Linked DNA regions of Homo sapiens: region 2 is linked to region 1. A link is an interaction called in ENCODE POLR2A ChIA-PET data of the cell type or tissue named here. Cell type or tissue: MCF 10A. All regions are shown on one strand. Each heading gives the region's core, and the rest is flanking DNA. Links, peaks and the distances in the headings are about the cores only. Region 1 overlaps LOC112268263 (a long non-coding RNA gene). Region 2 overlaps FGGY (FGGY carbohydrate kinase domain containing).

Region 1 (13,468 bases), core at 2,462-10,461:
CAAATCTTTCCTCAAATGTCACCTTCTTATAGAGGTCTATCATGACTTCTCTACTTAAAATGGCAAGACCTGCTTCCCAACTTTTGGCACTCCTAATCTGCCTTATCTTATTCTTTTTTTTTTTTTTTTTTTTTTCACAGCAGGGACATTTTCTAATATAGGTTTATACTTTACTTATTTACTATCTTTAGTGTGTGTGTGTGTGTGTGCCTCTTCCCTTGCTAGAATGACAGCTCCCTGAAGGCAAGGATTTTTTTTTCTTCCCTGATGTATCCCCAGTACCTAAAAGAGTGCCTGGTGTATAATAGATAATAAATATTTCTTGAATATAAGCTTGCATGAAGAGATGGAGCCGAATCCAGTTCTGATGACATCATTTGAGCTCTGGTTCCATGTGCCTAAAGCAAGAATTCTACACTTTTCAGTTCCATGGGTCAATAAATTTTCTTGTGTTTATTTATTTAATTGGAAGACTATTATTTAACTAAATCAATTAGAATTGGGTTTCTGATATCTGCAAGAGAAGAGCCCTGGCCTTCACAGGGAGCTAATATAAAGTCATAGAAGACCTCTCTGAGGAAGAAACATTTAAGCTGATGCCTGGAGGAGGAATGGGAACTAGTCATAGCAAGATTGTGGGGGCGGATGGCAAGATAGGACAGTGCAGGGAGAATATTCCAGGATGGTATCGTGGGAGCCCCAAGGCAGGCAGACATTGAAAGCTGGCCACCAAGGCTAGAATACAATGAATGAGCTGGAGAGTGGTGTGAGATGAAGCCAGGAGGTAGGCTGAGGCCAGATCACAGGGGCCCTAGGAATCACCAGGGAGGATTTTTAATGATATTCTTGGTGCAATGGAAAGCTATTTATGGGGCTTTAAGCAGAAGAGTGGCATATCTAGTATACTTTTCTCAAAGATCACTTTGGGTATTGGATGGCTAATAGACTGTGGTGTGTGTGTGTGTGTGTGTGTGTGTGTGTGTGTTTCGGGGAGACTATTGTGAAAGTGGGGAGAGCAGGGGTCCAGATGGGAAACAACAGTGTTTGGACATGGGTAGTGGCAATGGAGAGAACTAGATGAAATTGAGATATATTTTGGAGGTATAATCAACAGGCTTTGGTGACAGATTGGCTGTGGGGGTGAGGAAGAGGGAGGCAACAGGAATAACTCCTAGGTTTTCAGCTTGAGCAGTGCGAGGGATGCAGGTGCCGTTTGCTGAGATATGGAAGATTGGAGCAGGAGGAACGTCGGGAAGAAGCTCCTGGTCAGAGGCAGCCTGGCCTGGCACTAGGTGCTTCTTGGCAGAGCATCGGTGACACTTCCTGCCATAGTTAGACACTGACTTATCTTGAATGTGTTGGACAAGCAACTTGTTGCAGCACATTAAAATTCCTTTTCCATGAGGGAAAAGTAAGGACAACAGTCTATTTGCTCTATTTTTCTCTGCAGATAATTTGGTGGTAGTAAATTCTCTCAAAGTGAGAACACAGATGCAGCCAAGAGCTGGGCCATGCTGGGATCATGGTGTTGAGGGCAGCTCTTGCTCATGGAGCTGTATTTGAGTAATCGTTAGGGTGTTCCTTGATGGGGGGGTGGGGTTTCAGGATGTACCATCACATTGGGAACTGGGCTTGATGGCTTTTGAGGTCTTACCAGCCTTGGGGTTCTGTGATTCCACAGTTCAGCCATTGACAAGGTTTTCTTTTCTTTTTCTTTTCTTTTCTTTTTTTTTTTTTTTTTTTTTTTTTTTGAGGCCGAGTCTTGCTTTGTCGCCCAGGCTGGAGTGCAATGGTGGGATCTAGGCTCACGGCAACCTCTGCCTCCCGGGTTCAAGCAGTTCTCCTGCCTCAGCCTCCTGAGTAGCTGGGATTACAGGCACCAGCCACCATGCCCAGCTAATTTTTGTATTTTTAGTAGAGATGGGGTTTCACCAGTTTGGCCAGGCTGATCTTGAACTCCTGACCTCCAGTGGTCCACCCGCCTCAGCCTCCCAAAGTGCTGGGATTATAGGCATGAGCCACCGCGCCTGGCCGAGAAGGTGTTTTTAAAATAAACAAAAGGTTGATGATTGTGGGTTAGCAGAACTTACTAACATTAATGTCACTAAAGTTGGTATACAGCCCCCATCCACTGCTAAATTTGGCTGGCTTTTAAAAGAAAAATAAAATAAAATAAACAAAAGCTGGAAAGGATGAAGGAGGCCCTTGGATGAAACAAGTTACTAAGTGGGCTTTAATAATTCATTCATATTCTCAAAGTGACAATTTACTCTCTCAGGCCAGCCTAAGCTTTTGAGCCACCCCAGTAGGCTTATTCTCCTCCCTTCAGTATCAAAATATGAATACACAAATAACGGTTAAGATTTTACAGTAGCATAACATGTTTGGAATGTAAATTTGGGGCGAGGGAAAGGAAGAATATAAAGTTTGTTGCTGTTGGCACTTAAAAAGTGCAAGTTGTAGAGTCCGACAGACTGAAGTCTGAATATATACTCTGTCATGTGTAGCTGTGCGATCTTTAACAAATTACCTAGCCTCTCTGGGTCTCACTTTTCCAATATGTAAAATACAGGCATGTAGAGCTCAGTTCCTGCCTCATAGGATAGTTGTGAGGACCAACTGAGATCCTGGTGTGGAGGAAGAGGCCAGTCAACGTGAGCTACTATTTGGTGTTTTACAAGCACTTTAAAAACAGAAGTTAAAAAAAAAGTATTTTGATCACTCAGAGAGAATAGTGTTAACACTTTGAGCCTTTTTTAGATGTATTTTTTGTCCTGTACATTTGTATTACATAGTTATGGTTATATTGAATTTTGTATCCTGCTGTTAGAGTCAGCTCAGGCTGCTATGACAAGATACCACAGACTGGGTGGCTTAAACAACAGACTTACTTCTCACAGTTCTGAAGGCTGGAATGTCCGAGATCAAGGTGCTGGCAGATTCACTGTCTGGTGAGAGCCTGCTTCCTGCCTCATAGATGGTGCCTGCTTGTGGTGTCCTTACATGGCCTTTCCTCAGTGTGTGCTTGTGGAGAGAGAGGTGTCACTTTCTTGCTCTTCTTATAAGGGCACTAATCCCATCATGAGGGGCCCAGTCTCATGACTTAATTTAAACTCAATCACCTTCCAAAGGCCCCATCTGCTAATACCATCACATTAGGGGACTTCAACATAGGAATGTTGGGAGGATGCAAACATTCAGTTCACAACACCTATTTTTTGTCTTTTAATATTATTAGGCCATCAACATTCTTCCTATTTTTTCAGTTATGTCCCAAATAAAGGTCTTATTTTTTCATCACAACTTTATTAATATATAGTTCATATACCATAACTTTCACCCTTTAAGGCATACAAATCAACTTTAAAAAAATCATATTCACAGACTTGTGTAACCATCACCATCATCTAATTTTAGAACATCAGTTTCACCCCAAAAAGAAACCTCATCAGCTGTCACTCCTTTCCTTCTTCTCAACCTCTGGCAACCGCTAGTCAACTTTCTGTCTTCCTAGATTTTCCTATTCTGGATAGTTCATGTAAATGGAATCATATAATATGTAGTGCTTTGTAACTTCTTTCACTTAGCATCATGTTTTCAAGGTTCATCCATGTTGAGTACTTCATTCCTTTTTGTTGCCAAATAATACTCAATTGTATTACATTTTGTTTACCCATTCTTCAGTTGATGGACATTTGGGTTGTTTTCATTTTTTGGCTAGTATGAATAATGCTGCTATTATTTTAAATTCTGCATTCAAAATTTACTGAGTGGATGAATAAATTAAGGAAATGCAATTATCATACAAAATAGGCAGAAAATGCCATATCTGTAACCTTAACAGAATTTTCATTCTTTTTTTTGTCCTGAACAGCAAGAATAATTGGAAGTAGCACAGCGGTAACTGAAAGAAATAATAAAGGCCCAACAGAATTCAATAGAGCAGATGCACATTGTCGGCTTCAGGCTGACCAAGGAAATCAGAAGTTGTGTTTGAGTTTTGTACAGGTTATGATGGCAGTCTATGGGGCTTTGTTTACCAACTTGGCTTTGGTGGAAAGTTTTTGTCTTACTCTTTGTAATGTGCTTAATATAAGCCATTCATCGAAAGTGTCAAGAGAAACCAGCAAACTTACTAACCATGACTCTAATTCTTTTAGGTCATTTGTAAATTTGAGGAAATTAAACACATTATTAGCAATATGGGCAAGAATTGCTTATAAGCAAGGGCATAGGGCAAGTTAGGAATCGGCTTAACACTCGACCATTTACTTTGCTGTATGTCAGAGCTGGAAGCTTGGGGGTCTCCCTGAGGTGCCAGTCTCAATACTCCCCACTGGTTCTGAACCAGTTGAGTCAAAGAGAAGATAAACACACCAGATTTAGACTGACAAAAGTAGCCTCACCCTGAAGCAAAATTGGCTTCTTCATACTTAGCTACCTAGACACAGCTGGGCAAGCAGCCCTCCCCCAAGAAACAACCACCTGCCTCACAGAGCAGAAGGAAGAGAAAGCTCACAGGTCACAAAATGGGAAGGAAGGGTGGGCCATGTGGGAGCACCAGTTTGAATACCTTAACCCCAGCCGATATGGGATTGTAGACTAATGGAGGCTAAACTATTGTGAAACCATCCATCACTAATTAGTTAGCAAGAGGCAGGAGGACCAAAAATTTTATTCTAGCAGAATGCCCTGGCTTTCTACTGCTGCTTTACAAACCATTCCTAAACCAGTGGTTACCTAGACAGAGTACAATTTTCTCTCACAGTTCTGTTTAGCTGGGTGGTTCTCACTCAGGGTCTTTCATACAATTATAGTCAGAGATGGTGGCTGGCTCTGGAGTTTTCTGAATACTTCTTCACTTGTGCCTGGTATGTGGGCTGGGATGGCTGGTGTGCCAGGGCATCTCTTCTCCCATTGGCCTCCCTACTTTTCTAGCTTGGGCTTCTTCACAGCATGAAAGACTTAGACTAATCAGATTTTTTTTTTTTATGTGGCAGCTGACTTCCCCCATAGCTAATTTTTCTAGAGGCCCAGATGAAAGCTACAAGGTTTCTTACAAGCTGGCTTTGTAAGTCCCAGAACATGATTTCTATTACATTCTGTTGGTCAAGCAAGTCACTAACATTAGCTCAGACTCAAGGGGTGGAGAATTAGACTCCACTAGTCAGTGACAGGAATAGTAAAAAAATTACAGCCATGTTTAATTTACTTTACAGAAATGCCTTCATGAAAACATAAGGACAGGGGATAGCAGCTAACAATGCTTGAAATACTATATGTCAGGGACACATTGCATTATCATGTTCACTCTCACAAGAGCCCACAAGGTGAAGTGTCATTTTCCCCATTTTACAGGTGAGGAATCTGAGGCCCAGAGGTTAAGTTACTTGCTGGTCAATAGGTGGTAGAGAAAAACAAAAAACAAAAACACTGTTATGTCTGATTCCAAAGCCTTTATTATTTCTGCTATACCACACTATTATTCATCTATTATAAATCTCTCATTACACAGAAGAGAAAATTGCACCCCCTTAAATGCTTTTGAACTAGCAGACTTGGAAAACAGTAACTTTTATGACAGTTTCACTGGTTAAATATTTGCTCTGGTCCAATATTTCATAAGTTAATTTTGAGCAAAATCCATACTCTACGATATGGAGTTCCCTATTAGGTGGGAAAGGATGCTTTCAACCAGGACCTCATCAAGGGAGCTTTCCTGGAACCCAGAAGGAGATCCTATCACCCATCAGATTGCCAGAGGATGAAATTTCTTAGAAGCCCCTCTCACATCATGCTCCCCGGTTTTTCACTTAGAACACTATAGCACTCTTACTCCATCCTAGAATCAAATCCAAGCCCTTACATTAAATAAAACTCTTCATTAGTGCTTGTCAACTCTATAACACCCACTTGTAGTAATACACATTATACGTATCTCCTTTAAAAATCCTGAAATAGGCCAGGCGTGGTGGCTTATCCCTGCAATCCCAGCACTTTGGGAGGCTGAGGTGGGTGGATCACAAGGTCAGGAGATCGAGACCATCCTGGCCAACATGATCAAACCCCATCTCTCCTAAAAATACAAAAATTAGCTGGATGTGGTGGTGCATGCCTGTAATCCCAGATACTCAGGAGGCTGAGGCATGAGAATTGCTCAAACCCAGGAGGCAGAGGTTGCAGTGAGCCGAGATTGTGCCACTGCACTTCAGCCTGGCGACAGAGTGAGACTCCATCTCAAAAAAGAAAAGAAAAAAAAAATCCAGAAATAGAAATCATACTACTGACGCACCAAGCTCAAAGACAACCATGAAGGAAAAATCATGAAGAAGAAGCTAGAGGAGTGTATTTATAATAAAACAATATACATTTTAATAAGCAGATGCTGGAACACATCTATATTAGAAGAGATACATTACTAGTGGGTCTCAAATAATGATGAAGAACTAGTTAAAAAATTGTTTTATGATCTACTACTGTCCAATATATTTGTAAAATATAATGAAACTACTGTGGTAAAATGCAACGGCTACAGAGGTTACTCTTACTTCCTGTAGGTAACTGTCAGGGGACAGCTAACAGTTTGTAGACCTGTTTTGGTCTTGGATCCCACTTTGAGTGGCAATGCATCAGATCAATTAATGTTCACAGTAACCCTACCAGGTAGGTATTATTTGGAGTCTCCATATTATAGATGAGGAAATTGGGGCACTGAGAGATTAAATAACTTGCCTAAAGCTCAGATTCAGACTCAGGCATTTTGACACATTGCTAATGCTGGACTTCACAAACATACCTGTTACAGATACAAAGTAAGATTTGGTATCCCTGAGGTGTGCACAGTCTACTGGAAGAAACAAACAGAAAAATATTAGATTAATAATTTTGGATTTTGACAAAATGTTTGTCATCAAGTAAAAATTCAGGAGCAAGGCCATCAATCCACTGAAATCCCCCAAGACTCCAAAATCCCCCTCCAGGCAGCTTTTCAAGAATTTTCTCATTTTACCTCAATATGAATGCACAAATCTTTGAAACATCCAAATCTCCAGCTCTACCTCTGACTCTCGGTGAGCCCAAGTTTTGAAAAGGCCTGGGGTTTGGGAGAAATGATGCTAGTCATTCTCAAGTTTAGCATCTTTTTGAGAAAGAGTTGTGCCCTTTGTGAAGGAGTGTGGAGGGGATATGAGAAATTAATTGGCACATCTGTTCTCATGTCTGTTCATGAGCAGCTTGTGATCATAAACAACTCATTTAAGGGCATTGTCAGTCTCTCCCCAAGAGGTACCACCCCCATAACATTTGTGGACTGCACACTCTGGCATGTGAATCACCTTTTAGAATGAGTGACTGTTGACTCACCCTTCGGAGAGCTTCCTATTGAGCCAGTATTTGCCCTAAAGCCTTGGAAAGAGAACAAAACAACTTTTGAAGGAAATGAATACCATTCCTTTGTCAACTGTGAGACTGTCACAGCTAAAAATGGGCTTCACTTCCCGTGAACAACAGCACCCAAGTTTCTGCAGGCTGCTGAGGCTTAGACCTACCACGCTGGATAGGCAGCTTCCTGAATCTTTCCAGTAGTGCCACTCAGGGGACATTTATTGAGCACTTACTATATGCTAGGCACTATACAAAATAATTTACATATACTATTTCATTTTATTCTGAAAACAAATATAATATGAGGTAGATGTTATCATGATTTCCATTTTACAATTGATTTAAACTGAGGCACATAGTGGTTAAGAACTTGTCAAAAGTCTGAGAGCTGGAAGGTGGAAGAGCCAAAGTATTTGACTCCAAAGTGCTTGCTCACAAATACCGAGCCTTAGTGAGCATTAGACTCCAGGAAGGGGCCTCAAGAATCCAAGGGAGAGTCGGGAGCGGTGGCTCATGCCTGCAATCCCAGCACTTTGGGAGGCCGAGGCGGGCGGATCACGAGGTCAGGAGATCGAGACCATCCTGGCTAACACGGTGAAACCTCGTCTCTACTAAAAATACAAAAAATTAGCCGGGTGTGGTGGCGGGCGCCTGTAGTCCCAGCTACTCGGGAGGCTGAGGCAGGAGAATGGCCTGAACCCAGGAGGCGGAGCTTGCAGTGAGCTGAGATCCTGCCACTGCACTCCAGCCTGGGTGACACAGCGAGACTCCGTCTCAAAAAAAAAAAAAAAAAAAGAATCCAAGGGAGAATTCTCCTATATTTACTGAACAATTGCTTTGACCTCGGTCCCTACACTACGATGCACAAATATGATGCAGAGAATATGGCATCACACATGGTCCAAGGTCCTTGGACTTTCATCACCCTGTGATGGGGATTCAATGTCTCCTTACAGAGTTTGGGGAAGGAGCCACGAAATACTGTATGAAAAGCATCTCACTTAAGCCTGGTCTATGGCAGATACTCAACGTACATTATTCATCTGTCCTCTCCCACAACACTCATAAAAAACACAAGGAATGTGTAGTTGCACAAAGTAGATAGACACACATTCTATAAGCACAGTACTGAGGGAGGAAACAATGTAAAAAGTAGAGTTTTTGAGGCATACTTACAGATACCAATAGGATATTGAGCATCCACTGTGTGCCAGATATATATAAATATATATAGTGTGTGTATTATATACATAAGTATAATATATTATTAAATATGTGATAACAAATTATTATACATACTATACATGATAATATTTATTATGTATATAATACTTATTTTACATACATTTATATTATGTATCATATATACAATATTTCATATACAATAAAATATCATTATATATGTAACATATAATTTATGTACAATAAGATATTATAATGTATACTTAATATATAATATATACAATGATAGATTATTGGGTACACAATAATAGATTATTATAAATGCAATATATAACTATTACATATTACATATTATATATGATCATTATATATTATAATATATAACAGAAAACCTGTAATTATATATAACATATAATAATACATAATTATATAATATGTCATGCACTATAATATAATAATATATGATTATATAATATAAATTACATATATGTAATATATAATCAAAATTACATATTATATGTAATATATAATCAAAATTACATATTATATGTAATATATAATCAAAATTACATATTATATGTAATATATAATCTAAATTACATACTATATGTAATATATAATATGAATTACATATATTAATATATTATGCATTTCACATAAAATGATATATTAATAAATGATATAATATATAATAATATATAATATAATATTGCACATATTATATATTATACAGTATATGTACATATATGTACATATACTGTATAATGTATTGCATATAATGTGTATATATACTATATATTATATATTATATATGCGTCTGTATGTATAGTACACATATATTATATATGCGTCTGTATGTATAGTACACATATATTATATATGCGTCTGTATGTATAGTACACATATATTATATATGCGTCTGTATGTATAGTACACATATATTATATATGCGTCTGTATGTATAGTGCACATATATTATATATGCGTCTGTATGTATAGTACACATATATATGCGTCTATATGTATAGTACACATATATTATATATGCGTCTGTATGTATAGTACACATATATTATATATGCGTCTGTATGTATAGTACACATATATATGCGTCTGTATGTATAGTACACATATATTATATATGTGTCTGTATGTATAGTACACATATATTATATATGCGTCTGTATGTATAGTACACATATATGCGTCTATATGTATAGTACACATATATTATATATGCGTCTGTATGTATAGTACACATATATTATATATGCGTCTGTATGTATAGTACACATATATATGCATCTGTATGTATAGTACACATATATTATATATGCATCTGTATGTATAGTACACATATAATATATATGCGTCTGTATGTATAGTACACATATATATGCGTCTGTATGTATAGTACACATATATATGCCTATGTACGTATAGTACACATATATTATATATGCGTCTGTATGTATAGTACACATATATATGCGTCTGTATGTATAGTACACATATATATGCGTATGTATGTATAGTACACATATATTATATATGCGTATGTATGTATAGTATACATATATTATATATGCGTATGCATATATTTATATACATATATTATATATACATCTATACATATATTTGTGCATATATGTATACATATATATATATATGTATACATTTATTGGAGTCAAATACTTTGGCTCTTCCACCTTCCAGCTCTCTGAGTTTTAACAAGTTCTTAACCACTATGTGCCTCAGTTTAAATCAACTGTAAAATAGAAATATATATATTGTATATGTATACATATATTATATGTATATATAATATATAGTATATATGATAATATATTATATATGCAATATATAATATGTATATGTTATACATATTTACATATTATATGAATATATACTATATGATATATAGTATAGATACATATTATATGTGCGATATATACTATATAGTATATATACAACATGTATATTATATAGTATGTATACAATATGTTATATATGTAATTTTATACAATATATTATTACATATATGATATATAATTATGTAATATATATTTTTACATATATATGTTACAATGTATCATATATATTAACATATAATATAATGTAGTATATATTATGTTATGTATAATATAATATTACAATTGTATAATTATATAATAATTATATATCAATAATCATAATATCATTACATATCAATTATATAATCATACATATTATATATTGTATAACATATAATACAATGTTATTATAAAATATAATAATAATATATAACATATAATAAATGTTATATATGTAAGATATATTATATATTATACATTAATCCTTATACTGTACATATGTAGTGTATATGTAGTATATATGAATGATATGTTATATATTAATATTATATGTAACATATAACATTATATATTAACAGCATATAAGATTATATATTAATTTTATATATTATCATAACATATAACATATATGTAATATTACATGTTATCATGACATATATTATTATATATGGTATATTACATATAGAATAATGTGATATATAATATATGTAATAATGTATATTTTATATGAGTAATAATATATACACTATGCATAATATATTACATATATTATATAGATCATACATCATATACTACATATATTATTATATATCATATAGATTATATCACATATATTAATATATGTAATAATCTATATGATATATAACATATGAAATAATCTATTACAAATAATGTATTATATATATTAATATACTCTTTTAAAGTCTCAGCATGGGTATTATTCTTCACATGTGATACCAATGAAACTGAAACAGAGAGTTTAGGAAACTTGCCTAAGGAATGAAACCTAGTATGTCTCAAAAATTACCTTTCAGTTAAAGGGCGGTCTTGTTTATGTTGAATGTGCAATGTGGTAGCTGAATTGTATAAAAATAGGTTTGGTATTACCTTGAAGTTTGTTTCAAAACGCCTATAATTTCATGCCCTTTAGGTACATTTTTATTTTATCTAGACCTCTTGATATATAATGACAAAAGTAGAATTCAGGTATTTCTGTGTTGGTTCTGGAAAACAGGCTTGAGAGAGAAGGTGACAGCTGAGCATATCTGTGAATTCAACGGCCAAGGTGTTGACAATGGATGAAATGCATCATGAACCTGGTGTGTCAACAAGGTGGATTAGGGTACAAGCTGAAAATGTATGTTTAGTGGAAGGATGAGGGGCTCCACCCTTCCAATTGGTTTCCCACAGTCTTGCCATGAATGCCTCACTGAACTTGCCCAGTTTTGGTCAACCCCAAACTTAAAGTATGGACGCCTGCAGCACAGCAATGCCCAAGCTTAGTCAACATGTTTGACCTGGTTGAAATCCAGAAATTGAATGAAGTGAAAGTTCTGGTGCATCCAGTTATAGCTGAGATTTTAATGCCATCAGATACGTTTGCTATTCAACTCATGGCCATGTTTCTACTTGGCAGCAGTTTAAGACATTGAGCAAAGCCAAATATGAGGCTTTGTCTATTACTAGGTTGGACTGCCTGCAGAAATATGATTCACAGCCATGGAAAATGATGACTGGATTTGGTAAAACAGTTTTTCTTGTTTTCCTTATCACTTAGTAAACCAAAAGTTAACAGAAAGAACTCTTGGGACAGCTTCCCATTGTATGTGTGAGAGCCTGGATGTGAACCTAGGTCTTTGCAACTCTAATGCCTATGTTCATTTTACATAGTTACACTGTTCTCTAACAATATATGTGAGAACTGAGTTATGACAAGTGAGTAGACATTTTCCAGATGGGTTACGAGACAAAGGGCATTTTAAGCAGAGACAACAGCATAAGCACAAGGCCTTGCATTATGGCAGAAGGGCCAAGATGAGGTCAAGTTGCACAGATAATGTAAGGGAAGACTTCCCATAAGAAGTTTTGAATGCATTGAAATACGTAACTCGTCATTCATTACTTCGGTAATTCAACAGTTATTTATTGAGTGCCTTTACATGTCAGGTAACATGTTACAAAACTGGAATTGGAAATTACTCAAATCCTATGTCAAAATATCACTGCATAGGCTGGGCTCAGTGGCTCGTGCCTGTAATCCCAGCACTTTGGGAAGGCAAGGCAGGTGGAACACTTGAGGTCAGGAGTTCGAAACTAGTCTGGCCAACATGGTGAAACCCCGTCTCTCCTAAAAATACAAAAGTTAGCCAGGTGCAGTGGCACATGCCTGTAATTCCAGCTACTTGGGAGGCAGGAGAATCGCTTGGACCAGGGAGGCGGAGGTTGCAGTGAGCCGAGATTGTGCCACTGTACCGCAGCCTGGGTGACAGAGTGAGACACTGTCTCAAAAAAAAAAAAAAAAAAGAAAAAAAAATCTCTGCTTATATCTAGAACTTCCTCTCCTCCTTTAAAACAAACAAGTCTGAGAGGCCAGGTGCGGTGGCTCACGCCTGTAATCCCAGCACTTTGGGAAGCCGAGGTGGGCGGATTATGAGGTCAGGAGATTGAGACCATCCTGGCTAACACAGTGAAACCCCGTCTCTACTAAAAAATACAAAAAATTAGCCAGGTGTGGTGGCGGGCGCCTGTAGTCCCAGCTACTCGGGAGGCTGAGGCAGGAGAATGTCGTGAACCCGGGAGGCAGAGCTCGCAGTGAGCCGAGATCACGCCACTGCACTCCAGACTGGGCGACAGAGTAAGACTCCGTCTCAAAAAATTAATAAATAAATAAAAAAGAGTGTCCCGCAGAACAACAGTTCCTTGGGATATTAACAGGTAAAACAAACAAGTCTGTACAATTTTGTCTCATTGGCAAAACTAGCAGCTAAAGTCCCTTAGCTGGCTTTTGAGTGAAATAAACTATGAATACTTATAATAGATTAAGAGGCAAG
Region 2 (8,000 bases), core at 1-8,000, 1.0 Mb after region 1:
GATGCTGAAGTTGTCCAGGACAATGATAAACCTCCAGGTAGATAGGGAGGCTTGTGATCTAGGAGCCTTAGCCTCATTTAACATAGGGACAGAAACAAGAGGCTGACAGTGACAGCAGTGAGATGCAGGGGAGACATGTGTCATTGTATCTCCATCATTAGGTGGCATAAACCTCAGAGGAACAGGCTTTTTTGCCTGCAACTGCAGGAATACTTGTCTGGAAATGATAATGAGGAGGCCTGAGAATAATGACTGTTATCACCTTCCCCAACCCACCTGAAACATACACACATGGCAACACTTACCTTTCAATAAAGTTTCTGGGAAAATAAAGTTTATTTCAGTTGATAGGTACATAGTAATAATAACAATATCTGCACTTTTAAGCATTTAGTCCATCCAATAGGCCTATAAAATAGGTATTAAAACTTCCCTTTTTTTGAGACAGCATCTTACTGTGTCGCCCAGGCTGGAGAGCAGTGGCACAATCGAGGTTCACTTCAGCCTCAACCTCCCAGACTCAAGGGATCCTCCTATCTCAGTCAGCCTTCTGAGTAGCTGGGCCTACAAACACGTACCATCACACCTGGCTAATTTTTATTTTATGTTTTTGTTGAGATAGGGTTTCCCTATCTTGCCCAGGCTGGTTTCAAACTCGTTTCAAGCGATCCTCCCACCTCAGCCTCCCAAAGTGCTGGGATTACAGGTGTGAATCACTGCATCCAGCCTAAAATTTCCATTTTTAAAATGAGGAAATTGAGACTCAGGATGTTCATGGCAGAACTAGGGTTTGGATTATGATCTAAATATCACTGAAGTCTTTGTTTCACAGCAAATGTTTAAAAGTATAGGTTCCAAAGCCATATGTTTTCTTGTCTTTGAACTGGGAATACAAACTAGGTAACGTATTTAATAATATAGTGCTAGGCCATAGTAAGTACTCAACAAATATCAGTTGCCATTATAATTATTGTTATTGAGTTACTATTATTTAATTACAGCTCACGGCAGTACTATATACCTTCTCAGCCTCACATATCAGCAAGATCATATTTTTTTCCAGTCAACAATAGATTATTAGATGAGTGACAGCTTGCAGTTTTGGAACCTATCATCTGTCTGATGCTTTTAGCAAGAAGCTTCCTATTTTTACTTTGAGAAATCCATAAGAAGTAAGTCAAACTCATGTAGATGGGATGAATACTTGCTCCCTATTCATGTTTGGATCCAACTCTTTTGCAGCCAGGCCATATATTAGGACCCCATCTCAGAGTATCACAACAGAGGTTGATGGCCTTACCTAGTATAAAACCACTCCCCTGTGCCGTATTTGCCCATGACTGAATCGGAATGAAACTTTCCCTTGCTAGGAAAACACTGTGGGTATATTCTCTGTCGGAGTGTGCTGAGCAAAACCCTAATAGAATGTACCGTGAGGAATAAGGAGTAACTTGTCAACTGAGAGTTAATCAGAAAACCACATGTGCACAAAACCAACAGATTGCAGAGCTGGCAAAGACTTCAGAGATAATTTACTCCAACCCCCTCATTCTACTGATAAAGAAAGTGAGTCCCAGGGAGGGGAAGGGTCTTGCTCAGGGTCATACAGCTGGCAGTAATTTTGTTTGTTTCAATAATTAATATGAACAGTCATTCTATACATCAGTGAATCCACCTTCCTGCCTTTGTAAGCACAATATAATGACCATAATTGAATTTGTCTTTGACAGTGAAGAAAGCAGGCTTTTAGGGCTTTACAGGGCCCCAAAGTCATCAGAAGAAAATAAATTGTCATGAACTAAAGCTGGAGATCTGCCTGTTGACTGTGAGCTTCTTAAGGAATGGGCCTGGTCTTATTCATGAGCTAAAGCAAGTTTCAAATCCTGGCTTAGCCCTTTACTAGCTTAAGCAAGTACTTAACCTCTCTGAGCCTTTATTTCCTCATTGTAAATTTAAATAATAAGACCTTCCTCAGAGACTGTTAGTGAGGATCAAGGGAGGCAAGATCTGTATACCAGTACCTTGCGTAAAATAGGCATTCAATAAACTTGCACTTTCACCTTACATTTAACAAATGTCCTGCTAAAAGCTAGGGATACTTCAAAGAAAGGAAAGCCAACGACTCCACTTTCATGGAGCTTAGATTCAGGAGGGAGGAGAGCAGAGGTGAGGACCACAGAGAAGCAGGCAGACAATAAACAATTAAAAATATAATTTCAGATGATGATGTGCTATCAAGGGTTATGAGGAAAAGAAAATGAGATGATGTCATAGATGTTTAGGAGAGTGCACTGCTTCTGCTAAGAGTGGCCAAGGGCAGTCTTTTCAATATTATGTTTGAAGAGAACCTAAATCATATGGAAAAAGCCAGACAGTCAAAGATCCTGGAGAAGACCATTCCTGAGAGATTCAGAAAGGCCTTAGGCAGGAGGAAGGTTGGCATGTTCAGCCAGCAGCAAGATGGCCAGTGTGTTCCCAGCATGGCCAGCCCAGTAAGCAGGGCATGAGATGAGACTGGAGACATCTGCATAAACTCCATCCTGAAGTTCTAGTCCACCCTATGACATTTGAGTTTTATTCAAAAAGCGATGGAACACTGTTGCAAGGACGTGTTAAAAAATAAATATTGGTCTTTGTCCCTAGTTCCTGGCACACAGCTTCTAAAATTCTTGGAATCCCTGCTAAAAGCTAGGGATACTTCAAAGAAAGGAAAGCCAAGGACTTCACTTTTATGGAGCTTAGATTAAGCTCCATGTGTATGGTAATGAGATGACTGATGGCTGAGAACCCCTCCGTAGCATCAGGATGGGGGCTGGTCACCAGAAAGACCAAGGCATGATTAGAGGGTTGAACTTTCAGCCCCTCCCCTGACCTTCCAGAATGAGAAAGGGGCTAGAGATTGAGTCAATCACCGATGGCCAATGATTTACTCAATTATACCTAAGTAATGAAACCTTCATAAAAACCCCTAAATGATGGGGTTTAGACAGCTTCTGGATTGGTGAACACAGGGAGGTATTGAGAGGATGGCATGCCTGGAGGAGGCATGGAAGCTCACTGCACCACTGCACCTCCCTCCCCTCATACCTTGCTCTATGTATCTCTTCCATTTGGCTGTTCCTGAATTTTATCCTTTATAATAAACTGGTAATAGTAAGTCAACCGTTGTCTTGAACTCCATAAGCCGATTCTAGCAAATTATCAAGCCTTGGGGGGTGGAGTTTGTGGAAACCTCCAATTTGCGGTCAGTTGGTCAGAAATACAGGAGACCCAGGACTTGTGATTGGCATCTGAAGTGTGGGCAGTCTTGCTGGACTGAGCCCTGAAGCTGTGGGGTCTGACACTAACTAACTGGGGTCAGTGTCAGAATTGAATCAAATTTAATTATAAGTCATGCAATTGGTGGCAGGAGAGTTGGAGAATTGGTGAGTGTGAGGAAAAAACCCATACATTTGGTGTCAGGAGTGTTGTAGGTAAAAACAGCCCAGAGAGGTAAAATCATTCATTGATTCATTTAACAAATCCTTATAGATTAACTATTCTGGCCAGGCACAGTTCTTGGTGTGGTGCATGAATCCAATACACACCCCTGGCCACATGGAGCTTGCATGCTAAAGGGATAATAAATATCTAAAGTTTATGTAGCATTTACTATATGCTGGCATTGTTGTGTTTTACCTCAAATAACTCACGTGCTTCTCATAGCAGTCCTATGAAAGGCATATTTTTATCCCCATTTTCTGATGAGGCAACAGGCATGAAGAAATTAAGTAATTATTCCGTGATTATACAGCTAGTAAATGTAAAAATCCAGTTTCAAATTCTGGCAGTCTGTTATAGTCAGTCTGTATTTTAATCACTGCCCTTTATTTTCTCTGCTTCTGAAAAATCACCTAGACTGGTCCTGACTGCTATAAGGGGAACCAAAGTGGAAGTCAAGAGACCAGTTAGGCAGTAGTGGTCAGAGAATGGGATACTGGAATTTTCAACAACACTGAGTAGATATTATTATTCCCACTTAATAAATGGGAAAACTGAGCTTTGATTCACACATCTGATAAGTAGCAGAGCCTGGATCCAACCCCAAGCCCATTTATCTCTAAAACCCAGTATCTTTCTGCTAATGCCTCCATTTCCTACAGAATTATAAAGCTTCCACTCCTCCCCTCCTTTATGACCAAGAGACCAATTTGAGGTATGTTTTAGAGTCAAAATTAGAGGACTGGGCGTCTAAAAATTTTTTTTTCTCTTGGTAGGCATTTTTATAATTGAAAATAAAATAAAATATAAATATACTGACATGCAGTTCTGTTTTCTCATTTTCTTTTGCAAACTTTAAATTGAGATATAGTACACATAAGGTGAAATACAAAGATATTAATGTACAGCTTGATGAATTTTGATGAAGTATACACCCATATAGTCAACACTCTAAAGATATGTAAATGTGTGCACATAGTGTACTTAAAATTATAAATGAGGTGCCAGTTTTCATATCATGAGTAATGATAAAGACCTCTCCCACTCTCTTTTTCTCTCATCCCTTCCTGCTTCTCAATTGATATTTTTGTCTCCAATTCATGGGGGTTACACAGAATACCAGGTGCAGGTCAAAAGATGACTGTGTCAAAAGGAAAAGAAAGCAAAATAAATAAGAGAACAACTAGCCATTTCTTAATGCGTGTTGAAGGAAAGTCACATTGATATATTTTCTGTTTTTCTATGGAGGGGTCACGTGCCTCAGCCCACACATTAGCATGTGAACTTGTTGTTCCAGTCAAATGAGTCAGAGTTCCTCAGGAAGGCAGATTCCTGTATTTTAGAGCTATGTGTCAGCATCTGTAAAAAAAAAAAAGGTACAGTGTCCTGTATTGATGCATCTCACTGATACACACGTGCTCGTCTCACTCCAGGTAATCACACCTGCTAATAAGCAGCAGAAGTAGGATTTGAACTCCAGCCTAGGGCACTCAAGAATCAGGCTGTTTTCATGACAGGGAGAATGGTACCACTGAGTCCGAATGTAGGGTTTGCAATGGCCTGGAGTCAGAAGTGGGCTTGAATTCTGGTTTTACTACATAATGGCTTTATGACCTTGGGAAAATTACTTATATTCTCTCTATTTTCAGTTCCTTTATTCACAAAGTGGTGATAGATGATCTGTGTCCTAATGTCCTTTTGAGGGTTAAAAAGATCATGTACTTAAAATAATCAGCACAGCACAGAGTACAAAGCTTAAACCAGTAAAATGGCAATGGCAGTGGTAGTCGGCCCCTAAGTCAACAGACACCACAGTGTTTTTTAACCATATACCCCCATCAGTTAAAATAAATTTTGAGTATGCATCCTCAGTACATGAAAACCTATTTATGAAAAAGCATGATGTGCTATACTGTGTTCATAGATTATTTACTCTATAAAACAAGTGAAATATAGCTGAACCAAAGTATTTCCAATGTGTTTACCTGTCATGATGGCTTCATGCTAATATTAGCAACATGTAAAAGTACACTATATGTCTATGGCCAGGTGTGTTTTTAATAATTTTAAAATGATTTTTGATGATTTTTAAATGATTTTGTATGTGCCTATGTATCGAAATCTAAGGCAATCTTCTTGATAATTTTGATTATTTTCCCAATCCTTGTCTTATTTGACTAGGTCTTCATTGTTTTTACCTTACAATATGAGGAGCTAGTACTGAGTAAATACATCACCATTTTCTTGTTTACTTGAATCTGAATGGTGAACTGGTGATAATTATCTCCATCACGTGCAAATCCATTGACTGAATCTTTTTTAGCTGCTTGTCCATTTTGTGAGGGTTAGTTTAAACTAGTTAATACCTATTAATCACTAACCTGGAACATGCAAACGACAACATGTAGCAATTCTGGAAGCTGAGGACATATAAGGGAGTGCCATAGGGCCATCCCTGGAGTTGGAGAGCTCCCACTCTCCTCACAAGAACCTCACACATCTTATGTGACTCATGACTGACTGATGTGTGGCCAAACTGATAAATTGTCTAGTAACAATCCATATATTAAATGCTGGTAAAGTGTAATTAATTTCTTAAGACCAAAAAAAGTCATATAAATGGCACTTCCAGTATTTTCTTCTGGAATCTTAATGAGAATTCCCTGGAGTTTATGGATGCCACTTAAGAAACACTGCCATCACTTTTTCCTTTGGCAACTCTGCAAACACTAACCAAGCACCTGTAAGTGCTAGGACTGTGCTAGACATTAGGCCTACAGTGATGTGATTTCTGCCTTCTGGGAGTTCATATATAGCTTGTTTCCACCACACTAAGTTCTGCTATATTCTCCCCTATAGATGGTGACTCTGGAATTGCCCAGCTTGCAGTGCCCTGTAGTACCTTGGGCTAGACTACTGACAGTCTTCCCCAAAAGGCTTAAGCCCATTATTCCCCTTCCTCAGGGTAGGGGAGAAGGTACTAGATCTTCTGCTCCCAAAATTGCCAACATCAGTAAGTCTACCACTCATGGAATCCACATCTTTTCCAAGGGTACTGAAGAACCCATGGCTTCCTTTAACCTCATTTCCCTGGTAACTCACTCCAACATGGCCTACAGCCCTTTGGTAGCTCCCAGGCCAGGTCATTACAGTGAGAATTGGGTGTTTCCCCTGGCCACATGCAGGCCTGGCTGTTGCCAGTGCTGCCACAAGAGAAGTGGTGAGCAGTGTGTGCTGATTAGTATCTCAGCCTCGACACACCAGGGAAGGGTCAAACCCATGAATGCAGTCTTTCATGGCCGTGGTACAGGGCCCCTATTTTTTCCTCCAGAAACCCTTCACTTGCTTTCAGAAGTGATGATCAAATGTGAACTTTCATGGTTTATTTATAGCTCTGCCTTATAGAGAGAAAGAAAAGAAGTGATTAAAATGCTATTTTACAAAATATTTTGTTTTTAAAAAGCTTTCATTGTGTGGGCAAAAGGAAAAAGAAAAGTCACTGTATTAATTGTGCTGTCTAGACTCTCAAACAAAGAGGGTAGCGTGCTGCAAATTAAGATTGTCCGGCTCCTGCCTGCTGACAAAAAGTATGAATTTGGAGGCCAACTTCAAATAAACCCTTTGGAACAGAAATATATTGTGGGGGTGACTATATTTAGCATGTGTCAGCATTTCCATACTAAATTCATATTGTTATGTTGTGGTAATTTCAGATTTCCTGCAGCCAAGTGGGATCATGAGATTTCAGTTTTATGTTAATTATTTGGAGAAATTGAAAAACTCAGCAGTGCTGTTTCTGATGACAGCACTGATTCTCAGGGTATTCTCCACGTTGTGTCAGGGACCCATAATGAGCCCTGCCTTTCAGGAAAGGGGAAGGTGAGCCCGAGTCATTTTGACTGTCTTTATAAGCATAACTTTAAATATATATATATATATATATATATATATATATATATATATATATATGGCATTACATGTTTTCCCTACAAATACAAAATTAATATATGCCACTGTAGAAAATTTAGAAAACACAATAAGCAACTTGACAAGAAAAAAAAATTGTTACCCATGCTATCCAACCTGTTAACATTTTAATATATATTGATCCGATCTTTATTATGCATATATAACTTGTTTTTATATGCATATCTTGTTTTTAACTTGTTTTTAACAAGTTATATGGAGCAAACAAAAAATTATGTAGCACAAACATGATTATTGAGATAGAATACAAAATTATAACTTTATTTTCTATTCTCATTATCCCTTTGCATTTGTGCAGTAGAGCTAGTTTTTCCCTGCTCTGGTTAAAAATCCTGGTGGTTCCATTACTTTTTTAGATAAATATAAAGTCACTTAGATAATATAACCTTTATGGTCCTTTAAGTTGTGAGATGTAGCCAAAATTCAGAAATTCAAATATCAAAGAATATGTAAAGGTAAAGGTAAGATGTTTTCCAGTTCTTCCAGCTGGAGTCTGCCAGAAACGAGACATAGCCCTAATCAGATTCTTCTTT

Evidence for each region. Peaks named below come from ENCODE experiments on the same cell type or tissue, not always from the same donor. Only the 100,000 strongest peaks of a DNase experiment are listed, where the experiment ranks them.
Region 2: POLR2A ChIA-PET joins it to region 1 with 6 read pairs; 5 of 35 experiments call an interaction of 5 or more read pairs at or near these places.

The regions. Positions count from the first base shown.
Region 1 is chr1:58,720,219-58,733,686 of GRCh38, forward strand. All of the region lies in intron 5 of LOC112268263 (a long non-coding RNA gene), which reads left to right. Among named protein-coding and RNA genes, the nearest start is that of MYSM1, 27 kb to the left of the region's middle. RefSeq lists a silencer at 6,621-6,670 and an enhancer at 6,632-7,831. In MCF 10A, for the core only: no CTCF peak of the experiment used is centred there; a DNase peak (open chromatin) is centred at 7,373.
Region 2 is chr1:59,746,065-59,754,064 of GRCh38, forward strand. All of the region lies in intron 14 of FGGY (FGGY carbohydrate kinase domain containing), which reads left to right. Among named protein-coding and RNA genes, the nearest start is that of MIR4711, 17 kb to the left of the region's middle. RefSeq lists a silencer at 6,681-6,770. In MCF 10A, for the core only: no CTCF peak of the experiment used is centred there; a DNase peak (open chromatin) is centred at 4,767.